Linked DNA regions of Homo sapiens: region 1 is linked to region 2. The links are chromatin contacts, found by Hi-C or POLR2A ChIA-PET in ENCODE. All regions are on one chromosome and are shown on one strand. Each heading gives the region's core, a stretch centred on a gene start or an enhancer-like site at or near the end of the contact. The rest is flanking DNA. Distances are from core to core; before and after follow the strand shown. Region 1 holds the start of TCIRG1 (T cell immune regulator 1, ATPase H+ transporting V0 subunit a3). Region 2 overlaps LOC112268076 (translation initiation factor IF-2-like).

Region 1 (4,008 bases), core at 968-3,467, 83 kb after region 2:
TCTCATGGCTAGACCACAGGCCGCAGCATCCCTGTCACCCTGCCTCTTCCTGGGCGTCTTCCCCAAGGCCCAGCGATGCCAGAGGTCACCACAGACCTGCCGTTCCCACTCTCCCGGGTGTCCTGGCTGGGGCCTGGGCCTCCTGTCTCCCAAGAGCCATCCACTTGTAAGACGCTTAGGACTTGGAGCCTCCCAAGACCTCAGGCTGAAGAACAGCAAGTGGCAGAAACTCAGGCCGGGGCATCCTTGCTGGGGGTAGGAGGAAGCCTGCTTGGGGTGACAGTCACACGAGGGTGACACAGGCCCTGCTGGCCCTGAGCTGGCCTGCGTCCAGCCACATCCTCTTTCCTGTGTTCCCTACGCCAGGGTGCTGGCCCGGCCACTGCTCACCACTTCCTGCTTTGCTGGCCCAGCGACACGGTGGGGTTTCCCTAGGGCCACACACAAGCCCCTTGCCCATATAATGGCCAAAAGCAGCCCCCCTGAACTTGTGCTAAGTACTGTGGAAGGATTTCACTTCATTTGCAGTGAGGAAACCAGCTCCGAGAGGTGAAAGGGCTTGCTCAGGGCCATGCAGGGCACATCCCATAATAAAACTCAGTTCAGAGACCTTGACCCCCCCCATCTACCATCATTTCCAAAAGTGCTTTTTACAAAGCACTACTTTGTAAAAAGCTACTTCTTCGAAAGAACAAGTTTCCTGGCCCAGTGAGTGTTGGAAATGCTCCAGCTGCTGTGTGCCTGCTGGCAGGTACTGCATGGTAGACATTCAAGGCTCTGAGAAGGCCTGCAGCAAAAACACCAGCCTCTCCCAGCCCATTCCCAGGGAGCTTTTCTCAGGTCTAACACCTGGGCCTCCTTCCTAGACCAGGCATTGCCATCTAATGCCAAAGTGGCCAGGCTCCCGCTTGGGCCCCACAGCCTGTGGCACTGGGGTGAGAAGTAACTGCAGGAGGCGAGGGGAAGCCTGGAGCCCGGGAAGTGTCCACAGGTCTGGCCCGCAGCTCATCTTGGCCACTGATGAAAACAGGTGTTCTTTCCAAAAACAAGGCAGGCGCAGGACTCCTGAAGCACCGCCGGTTTAGCTTTTCCCAGACGTAACCGCCGTCAGAGCGTGGCATGGAGCCTGTAGCTGTGCACTGAATACTTCTATTCCAAGCGGGTCAGTCTTTCCAGCTCACCGCTGGGTTCTTTCCCTTACCGTGGTCTCCCAGGCACTTACTGCTGAGACCCCACTCAGGCTGTCTGGTTGTATCAGGCCCCGACCCTGTCAGAACAGGCCTATGGCGCCCAACCACAAGTCCCCCAATTTTCTGAGGAACCACAGCTGAGCTTGGCTGTGACTCAGTTTCCAGGCCCGGCTCTGGGGCTCCACTTGTCCACCCCTGCCGCAGCCCCACAGGCCTGTGCTCGCTGTGTGGGGCTTAGGGATCACCAGAGCTGAAGGGCCCCTGGCCTCCAGTGGGAATGCCCCAGGCCTGTCCAAAGTGCAGGCAGCTGGACGGTCGTGAGTCCCAGCTTCCAGGCACTAGGACCTGATGACGCCCATGGTGCTGACCTGGAGCAAGGTCACAGTGACACCCCCCTCTACCCCCCGCGGCTGCAGCTGCAGGTGGAGCTGACAGCTGGCCTCTGGCCCCAGGGTATCTCCCAGGGCCTGCTGGGTGCGGGGCGCTGGGCAGAACAAGGCAGCATGGCCTGGCCCTGTGTCCTGCTGCCAGTGAAGCAGGCCCAGAGTGGGGCAGCCACCCACCCAAGGGCCAGAGCGGGGCCTCTCCAGGGTGGTCAAGAGCAGGAAGGTGTAAGCACCGGCGGGTTTCACTGCCGCCCAAGGGAGGGGTCCCGGAGGTGGGGGAGCATCCTGGGGACCCCAAGCCCATGAGCCTGCGAATGTTGGGGTCCCATCAGCCAGAGGCGCACAAGCCTCGAAGTGAGAGGAGAGCAGGGTCTCATCTCCTATCCTGAGCTGGGCCTGAGCGGAGCTGCCCCTGCATCGGGGCCAGCATAGACGCGCGCGGTTGGCAGTGGTCTGTTATCCGCTCCTTTCTCCAGGCCTCCTCTCCGGGATTAAGCGCCTCAGGACCCGTCCGCCAGGCCACAGCCTGGGCTCAACCTCTCCCAGACTTCCTGGACTCCAGTGGAGCCTTGGGCCGGGGGCGGGGCGTCCCTGGCCCCTCCCCGTCGTCCCGCCTGCCCGGAAAGGAGTGAGCGGCGCCTAGTCCCGGGCTGGCGGGAGTGCAGTTCTGAGTCCCGCCCGGCGTGCGCGGAGCGGGGCAGCCAGCAGCGGAGGCGCGGCGCGCAGCACACCCGGGGTGAGTGCCCCTGCCGGGGTCTGCGGAGCCCCAGAATTTCCTGCCCACCCTCTTCCCCCTGCCCCGGGGAGGAGATCCTGGCGCCCCACCCAGTTGGCTCCGTGAATGCAGCTCAGCCCGCCACCCCGCAGGGTGTCAGGCCTTGCGGGGGGCCACGGAGGATCCCCAAGGGAGGAGGAGAAGGATGGGGTGTTTACCAACACAGCCCAGCGTTCCCGGGCCTGGTGTGCGCGGAGCTTTCCCCGCTGCTGCTTCCTTGGAGGGAGGGACCCATTCTACAGATGGGGAAGCTGAGACCACACAACTAGGAAGTGTCAGAGCTGGAGACCAGCTGGGTCATTTGACTCCAGAGCCCACCCCATTTGGAATGGAGGGGGCGCCAGACCCTCTCCTACTGCCTTCCCATCATCTGGAGGGGAGGGCAGAGGTGCAGAGAGACCTGCTGGGTTCCTGGAGGGGCCAGGAAAGGGGCACAGGGTGAGGAGTGGGCTGGAGCCTGGACCCCAGGGCCGCAGGATGGAGGCGTATTCATTTACACCATAAAAGTGGCTGGGTGACCCTGGCTAGAGCGGGGACCAAGGGGGACAGGGGTAGGGGGTGAGCCAGTGGAGCCTCACATGCCAGGCACGGGGGCTGATCACGTCCCCACACCTTTCCCCCCGCCCATTACAGGTTGTTCCCCCACCCCCTGGGAAGTGCTGGAAGGAGCCCGGCCCTCGAGCCCTCGGCATAGTGGCTGTGGGAGCCCTGATGGCCCTGAGCCAGGGGTGACCCCTCCCCAGATCCCCAGAGCTGATTCCCCACACCTCCTTATTTGGCCAGCACAGCCCCAAAGGGAGCCAGGTCAGACACAACCCTCCTCTGAGCTCACCCTTTGTGCTGGGCACATAACATTGGACTTTACCTCTCCAAGTGTCAGTGGAGTCCTGTATGAAACAAAAGCACCGTACCCCCTCCCCAAGGGTTTCTCCCCCCAGGGATTAGTGTGAGGTCGTGTGGATGAAGGGATTCAGTTGAGGCTCTGGTTATTTTTGTCACCTCCCTAGATCCTGTCTCTGTCAGGGGTGCCACGTCCCATTCACCCAAAGAGGAAGTAGAGGCACAGAGAGGGTGAGAGACTTGCCCAAGGTCACACACCCAATCTCAGCCTGGGCTCCAAGTCCCTCTGCCCTGTGGCCGGGCCTGGTCCTTAGGGATGGAACCCAGCCCCGCTGCCCCCTGCCCTGCCCACCTGCAGCCTTGGGCCATCTGCTCAGTGTTCCCTCGTTCCCTCCTTCTCTCCTTTCCCAGGCTGGGGCTGGGGCTGCGTTTCCCTGTTTAGAGTTAAGTAAACCAGACCCAGGGGAGGAAGTGACTGGCTGGGCAGGCGGGGCCCTGACCAGGCCTGTCCCCTCCCCCTAATTTTCGAGCTAAGCAACTGATTCCCACAGAGGGGCCCTGGGCCCTGAGAGCAGTGGCTTTGGAGCTGGAGGGGCCCCAGCATCCAGGGCGGGTTGGAGGTGGCCTGGCACCTGCCCCCACCCCACATCGGCCTTGAGCAAGGCCCCGGGCCCTTCCCCGCCATTCTGTAGTTTCACTTTTGTTGGTTTCAACACCTGGAAGGCTGCGGCTGCTGCCGGGCGGCCCGGGCCTCAGGGGACAGCCCCCCCACAGCAGTGCTCCCTGGCTAGCCCCAGGGTACCCGGTGGAGATGCCC
Region 2 (6,609 bases), core at 1,283-3,782:
AATGGGTCTGGCGGGCATTGTGGGCAGCAGTGGGCTTTGGGCCAAATTTTAAGTTTGAAAATCAAGATTCCCTCTTTTCAAGGGGCCACCAGACTGAGCAGATACAGACACCGTGAAAAGAGGGTGCCATGTTCAGATTCAGGAAACAAGGATGGTTTCTGTTCAGTTCCTCCATCATCCTTCAGGTCATGCGATTCCCATTTCCCTCCGTGGACCAAACAATTCAGTGGGGTTTCTGCCTTTTAAATATTTCATTATCAACATATCATCATTTTAGCCTCCAGAAAGCATTTTAACATGGAGATTCTGGCTTAAGACTCTTGTGGGTCTGTCTGTCTCTCTCTCTTTTCCTTGAAACGGTCTCACTTTGTCAACTAGGCTGGAGTGCAGTGGCATGATCACAGCTCACTGCAGCCGGACCTTCCAGACTCTAGCAATCCTCCCACCTCAGCCTCCCAAGTACTTGGGACTACAGGCACACACCACCATAACTGGCTTTTTTTTTTTTTGGTAGATATGAGGCTTCACCATGTTGCCCAGCTGGTCTTAAACTCCTGGGCTCAAGCAATCCTCCCCTTTCAGCCTCTCAAAGTGCTGGGATTATTGGCTTGAGCCACCACGCCCAGCCAAGAACCTTGTCTCTTGTGATGCACCCCAGAACAAAACATCACTGCAAAAACACACCAAGGCATGAGTTTTAGTCCTAAGTCCCATTTATCCACCATACACTATGTGCCAGGCACAACGCTAAGTGCTTCTATGGACGAGCTTCCCTTAATCTCAGCAGTAACAACCCCAGGCAACGAGGCCTGTTGACAGATCCATTTGCCACTGAAGACAGTAAGGCTCAGAGAGGGTAAGTGGCTTGTGCCATGTCAGCCAGCTAAGGAGGGGCAGAACCAGGATGCAAACCCCAGCCGCCTGGCTCCAGACTCAGGTTCCCAAGGTCCCACTACACTTGGTCACTCCACTGCATTCTGGTATCCTGGTCTTTGGCAGAGTCCACGTAAAAGAAGGAGGTAGAGGGAGTGAGAGGGACTTCATGCAATAAAGTTTCCCGGCGTTACACTGCCATCGTAATTGTGTCCCCGACCAGGACCTCTCCCTTCTCATCCTTTCCGTGATCGGCCCTGGAAAACCTTCCAGAGAACTGTCCTCCTTCTCCCAGGATCTCAGAGAAAATTCGCCTGAGTTCAGTGTCCAGGTGACCCAAGCTCTGAATGCGGTAACGTGCACGGGGAGATAAGGATGTCACCATGAGCAAGCCTCCCAGACGGCATCCAGGAGCAACCCCAAGACTGGGCAGGGGGGCTCTGATGCCGCCCACGGCGAGGAGGGCTGCCCGTGCTGCCTAAATGGGTTCCGAATGAAGGCCGCCCTCTCGCCCATGTGGGGCTCATTAACCACGAATCCAATTATTAAGACAAGCTCAGCTGAGCAAATGGTCAAACATAAAAACATGTGGAAAGAACAAAGAGGTCAACCCCATTATCCATCAAAAACCATCAAGGTGGCGGCCCTCACTGAGGGGTACAGCTCTCCAGTGGGCCCTCATCTGCCCTCCAAACCCATGTGCCTCCTCAGTGGAAGGCCAGCAAAGCCACACAGGAAGAGTTGGTGTAGGAAAGCAGAAAGTGAACTCCAGGAGGCCAGGCTGGCCACGGAGCCCCATCCCACACACACAGGCCCGGTAACTCAGGGGCTCACGTGTGCAGGACACCGGGAGCTCACAGGGACAGCGTCCCGGGGGATGCAAGGAACTTTCCCTCTCTGTCCCTCTCTGTAGGGATGGAAAGAGGAGAGCGATTTCTGGGATGTAAGCCATCTGCCTCCTCTCAACTCTCGCTGCCCAACCAGAAAGGGAAGAAAAACAGGAAGATGCGGGGCAGGTGAGGAGCTGGGTGAGCACCGCCAGCCCGCAGCCCAGCAGAGCAGGGCTTGGCCAAGCCTGGCGCCAGGGACTTCCCCCCTACCCCCGCCACAAGCCCCTCGCCAGGTGAGAGGCACTGACAGAGTCCCAGACAGATGCCCCAGACAGGACGCTCAGCGCAACCCCCGCCCCTTCCCCTGCTAGGGGCCCCCAGGACGCGGGGCTCCCCCTCCCCTTTTGGCTAGCCGCAGAGTCCAGCGGGTCTCTAGTCCAGGGACGTCGTGGGAGAATCAGGAAGTCGAAGCCACACAGCCGAGAAGGGGCAGCTGGCGTCTCGGAGGCCGTCGCGAGCTGTCACTCCGCGCCCGCCGGAGTTGTCGCTCAGTTACCAACTTCAACCCGGGGCCGGCCACGGAGCCTCCCGCCGCCCCTACCCCGCGTCCCCGGCACCCCCGGCACCCCCGGACCCCCGCGCCCGCGTCACTTACTCCTCTGCCGTCGCCACCTGTCTGGGTGCCGGTCTCCTTCCTGCCTGGCCGCGGTGCGTCCTCCCCGTCATCGGGCTGTGCGCTTCCCTCCTCCAGCAACAGCCGCAGCCTCTTCTCTTCGGGAGTGACGTCGTCCTCCTCTCTCCTGGGCCGGCCATCCCTGCCTCGGGGCTTGCCAGTGGCTTTGGAGCTGCCGGAAGGGCTGGCCATGGCTCCGGGGGCTCTGCCTGCACCTGGGGAAGAGGAAGGACCCGGCGCGAGCGGCCTGTCGGCGGAGCTGGGGCGTCTGAGCGCGGGCTCGGTGGGTCCGCGCGGCGCGGAGCTAGGCATCGGGGCGGGCGTGGGCTCCTCCGCGGGCCGCTCGTTGCTCTCTGGCGCCCTCTGCTGGCCGCTCGCGCCCACCGCGGACACGCCGGGCCCTGGCCTGCGCTGAGCTCGCCTGCCCTGGCCCAAGCAGTCGCTGTCCCCTGCCTGCGGCCATGCCCGCTCTGGCCAGGCCCTGCACCTCCTCCCCGCCCCAACCAGGTTGCACCCCGATGGTCTCCCTGCCCAAGGAGGAGAGAAGGGACGCCCCGAGAGGGTGGACATCAGCCACAGCCACCTTGTCTTTGCTCTTACCCTGTGTCTTGCATGATTTGGAGGTGGTGGGAAAACCGAGGCTGCTCAAAATTCGTGGAGAATTCCGCCTGCAGGATGACATGAATGCACCTTCGCGTTGCCTACCAACAGATCTTTTTTGAGCATCTCTGTGGACCAGGCGTGGTGATGGGGGAGGGGATATTGTGGTGAACATGACAGGCATGGCCTTCACACAGTAGGGCTCAGCCCTGGGTGAGAAGGCATTGAGAATGGACATTGTCAATTGGGCAAAAGGAGGCCAAGAAGAAGTGCTGGGGGCATGGGAACTGAAAAAGACAGGAGGCTCAGCATGTCTTGGCGCTGGGAGATTGACAGCAACAGCGGCTGTTCCAAAGGAAGCAACAGCTGAGAGACGTCTCAGAGAGTTGTTCTCAGCCCAGTGGAGGTTGTTCAGGCAGAGGGAACAGCGTGTGCAAAAGCCCAGAGGCTGGGAAAGAAGCAGAAAGAGGACTGTGGGGCTGGAGCGTGGTGGGCAAGAGGAGAAAGGTGTGGTGGGCAGACAGATTGCCTGGGACCCAGCCGTGCAGGGGCAGAGGAGATAGGGGATCCTTGCAGGCCCCTAGCCGGGGCTGAGGCACAGAGACAATGCAGGTGGGCAAAGGGAGGAGACGTGGAGAAATATTCTGGAGGCACGCCCTGATGAATGAGCCCAGGATGCACTCTTAGTGTCAGTGTGGAGCTCCTTCCTTGGCTGTGTGATGAGCTGAACTCGGGGGTATTTTCTGGACATTGAGGTGCTACACCAAGAGTCCAGGACAGGCTGAGCACCAGCAGCTCCTGGCCCACCTCAAAAGCAGGAGAGACAGGGGAGACTGGGGATGCTGGGGTGGAAGGGGAAGCCAGGAAGGCAGGAGAGGCCAGGGAAGCAGAGGAGGCCAGGGAGGCAGTGGAGGCAGGAGAGGCTGGGGAGGCTGTGTCCTTTCCATGATTCTGCCCAGGATCCTAGGCCCCTGAACTCCCTGAGCTTCTCCACCCCAAGCACTGGAACCATGTTGCACAATGGTCTCTCCACTAAGCTCCTGATGGCGGACCCTACCCTGCTGTGCTCCCTATTTCAACCCTAACAGCTCTCACAGTGGGCAGCACATAGTAGGTGCTCAGGAAACACTGGTGGGAGAGCACATGGGTCTGCTCAGCACCTTCCTCTCTCCTCCAGCTCTCCCCTGTCATGAAATAATTCTGATAACGACACATGGGCTTTGGACTCTCTTCTATTACTTTCAATATGCTAATCCATCTATACCTCACAGCAGCCCTGGGGGTGGGTGCTATTAGGATGCCCATTTTACAGAGGAGGAGACTGAGGTATAAAGAGGGTAAGTGACATAGGCACACTACAGGGGCCGGGGCCAAGTGATTGCAGCACTCAATCCCCAAAGGCAAGGTGGACGCAGTTACCATAAAAGACAGCAGAGTCAAAGCTGCAACCAGAACAGCCTGACTCACAGAGACCTATGGTGCCAGCTGATCGTGGCATTCCTAGAAGTGAAATAGGTAAGAAGCCTGCCACATTTTTACTTGATCTGTGTTTGCAGAAGAGTTCTAGGTCAGGTGAGTAGAAGTCTAATCTGAATCATAACAACAGAGTCACAGTCCCCAGTCAATTCCCAGACATAAGCCAGTTCACAGACCCGGAGTCCCTTGTCTGAATGGGAAGCCAGGTCCCCTCCAGAAAGGACTCTGCTCCACTGCCAAAAATTTATACTGTCAATTTTTCTCCCAGCCTGCCCCCAAAGGAATACACAGCCTTTTACCAGGATGACTGAACAGGGGAAAAGGAACTAATGAGATCTGTGCAGGATCACTGGACACAGGCTCTGAACTGGCACTAGGGCGAGACTAGGGTCTACCAGTCAGAATAGGCATTTTGGAGGTCAGGTGAATGTTGGTGCAAGTTCATGTCATGGTAAATCCATTGGGTCCCCAAATCCATCCTCTGGTTATATACAAAGTGGCCTTGCTGAGATTCAAATTCAGGGCATCCAACAGAGAGGCTGTGCTCTTACTCATGAAACATTCTGACACTAGTAACCAATTTAAAAATGCAAACACCTTCTGGGGCTAGCCAGAGTCCTCCAAACAGTCATGTAAATTGGTTCTGTCAAGGATTTCCTCCTACCACCTGCTGAGAGCCAGTTGCAAGGAGAGACTAGGGAAGGGCATTGGGTAACTTTGTTGCTAAAACTCTTTTGGATAAAGACTTTTGGGAAAAGAAGCAAATAGAGTTCAGCAGAAGAGGTAAGAAAGTAAGTTTATGTTTGGCCAGGCACGGTGGCTCACACCTGTAATCCCAGGACTTTGGGAGGCCGAGGTGGGCAGATCACGAGGTCAAGAGATCGGACCATCCTGGTCAACATGGTGAAGCCCCATATCTGCTAAAAATTCAAAAATTAGCTGGCCATGATGGCACATGCCTGTAGTCCCAGCTACTCGGGAGCCTGAGGCAAGAGAATCACTTGAACCCAGGAGGCAGAGGTTGCAGTGGACCGAGATCATGCCAGTGCATTCCAACCCGGCGACAGAACAAGACTCCATCTCATAAAACAAACCAAAACAAACAAACAAACAAAAAAGCAAGCTTATTTTTAAGCCTGAACAAATGTAGTGGTTTAGGGGTTCTGCAAATACGGCCCCAATCAGGCTACAAGATGTTGTGGCAGCAACACTTACACCCAGTCACTCCTGGCTGGCTGAGCCACTTTTCAAAACACCCTTGCACAGCTGTGCAGAGCGGCTGGCTCCACTGGCAGCCGGCAGAGACATAACTCACACTGTCACCACTCCCCTCAAACCCTTTTAGTAAGCACTTTTTTTTTTTGAGACGGAGTCTTGCTCTGTCATCAAGGCTGGAGTGCAGTGGCGCAATCTCGGCTCACTGCAAGCTCTGCCTCCCAGGTTCATGCCGTTCTCCTGCCTCAGCCTCCCAAGTAGCTGGGACTACAGGCACCCGCCACCATGCCAGGCTAATTTTTTGTATTTTTAGTAGAGACGGGGTTTCACCGTGTTAGCCATGATGGCCTCAATTTCCTGACCTCGTGATCCACCCGCCTCGGCCTCCCAAAGTGCTGGGATTACAGGCTTGAGCCACCGCCCCCGGCCTGGTAAGCACTTTTAATCAATGCAACAGGAATAAACATTTGCTGCAGAGCGGCAATGTGCAGGGAGGAACATTGTTCCACTCAGGCTCAGAAAGCAAAACCTCCTGGCTGTTTGCATCTATGCAAGAGCTCGCAGGAAAAACCATCTGTGTGGCTGCCAGCCTCACACACTACCCCCAAGGGGTGAGTTTCTCTTTCCATGTTAATCTATGCCCTGATGTGCCATCTGTCAACCACCACACCATTCTCAGTTGACATTTCAAAGCATCTTTGCCCTGTGAATGGTCACCAGCCCTGCCCTGCAAGCCCCCAGGTGACATTGAACTTAAATGAGAGAGAAAACAGGTTTCGGGGTGGATTTCAGTTCAGCATCTTGGAGTCTCTGTGTGGACATGAAATCTGTCTCCCCAGCCGTGGGCTGCATCCTTGTTTGTCATCTGGTTGGTTGTTGGGGACTTGGAAACTCGTGGGCACCTTTGCAATTTGTCAAGAAGCTGCACGGCCCTTCCAACAA

Evidence for each region. A loop is a pair of places that touch in the nucleus more often than their neighbours do. ChIA-PET counts read pairs that join two places held with the same protein, here RNA polymerase II (POLR2A). Pooled maps may share reads with other maps.
Region 1: a map of naive thymus-derived CD4-positive, alpha-beta T cell shows a loop between it and region 2 (30-fold over the local background). The contact joins the promoter of TCIRG1 here to the enhancer-like site in region 2. A Hi-C loop is called at or near these places in 1 of 168 maps with a recorded cell type or tissue (naive thymus-derived CD4-positive, alpha-beta T cell) and 5 of 50 pooled maps. POLR2A ChIA-PET finds 5 or more read pairs at or near these places in 1 of 52 experiments (T-cell).

Annotation. Positions count from the first base shown.
Region 1 is chr11:68,036,808-68,040,815 of GRCh38, forward strand. It overlaps TCIRG1 (T cell immune regulator 1, ATPase H+ transporting V0 subunit a3), which reads left to right and starts at 2,218. Exons shown (of 20, transcript NM_006019.4): 1 at 2,218-2,312. RefSeq lists an enhancer at 1,577-2,198 and silencers at 2,090-2,269, 2,330-2,409.
Region 2 is chr11:67,953,124-67,959,732 of GRCh38, forward strand. LOC112268076 (translation initiation factor IF-2-like) reads right to left here. Exons shown (of 4, transcript XM_047427952.1): 3 at 2,359-2,903. Among named protein-coding and RNA genes, the nearest start is that of UNC93B1, 48 kb to the right of the region's middle. Within about 2 kb of position 2,533, at least 3 of the 41 ENCODE cell types and tissues checked have a DNase peak (open chromatin) inside an H3K27ac peak, as active enhancers do.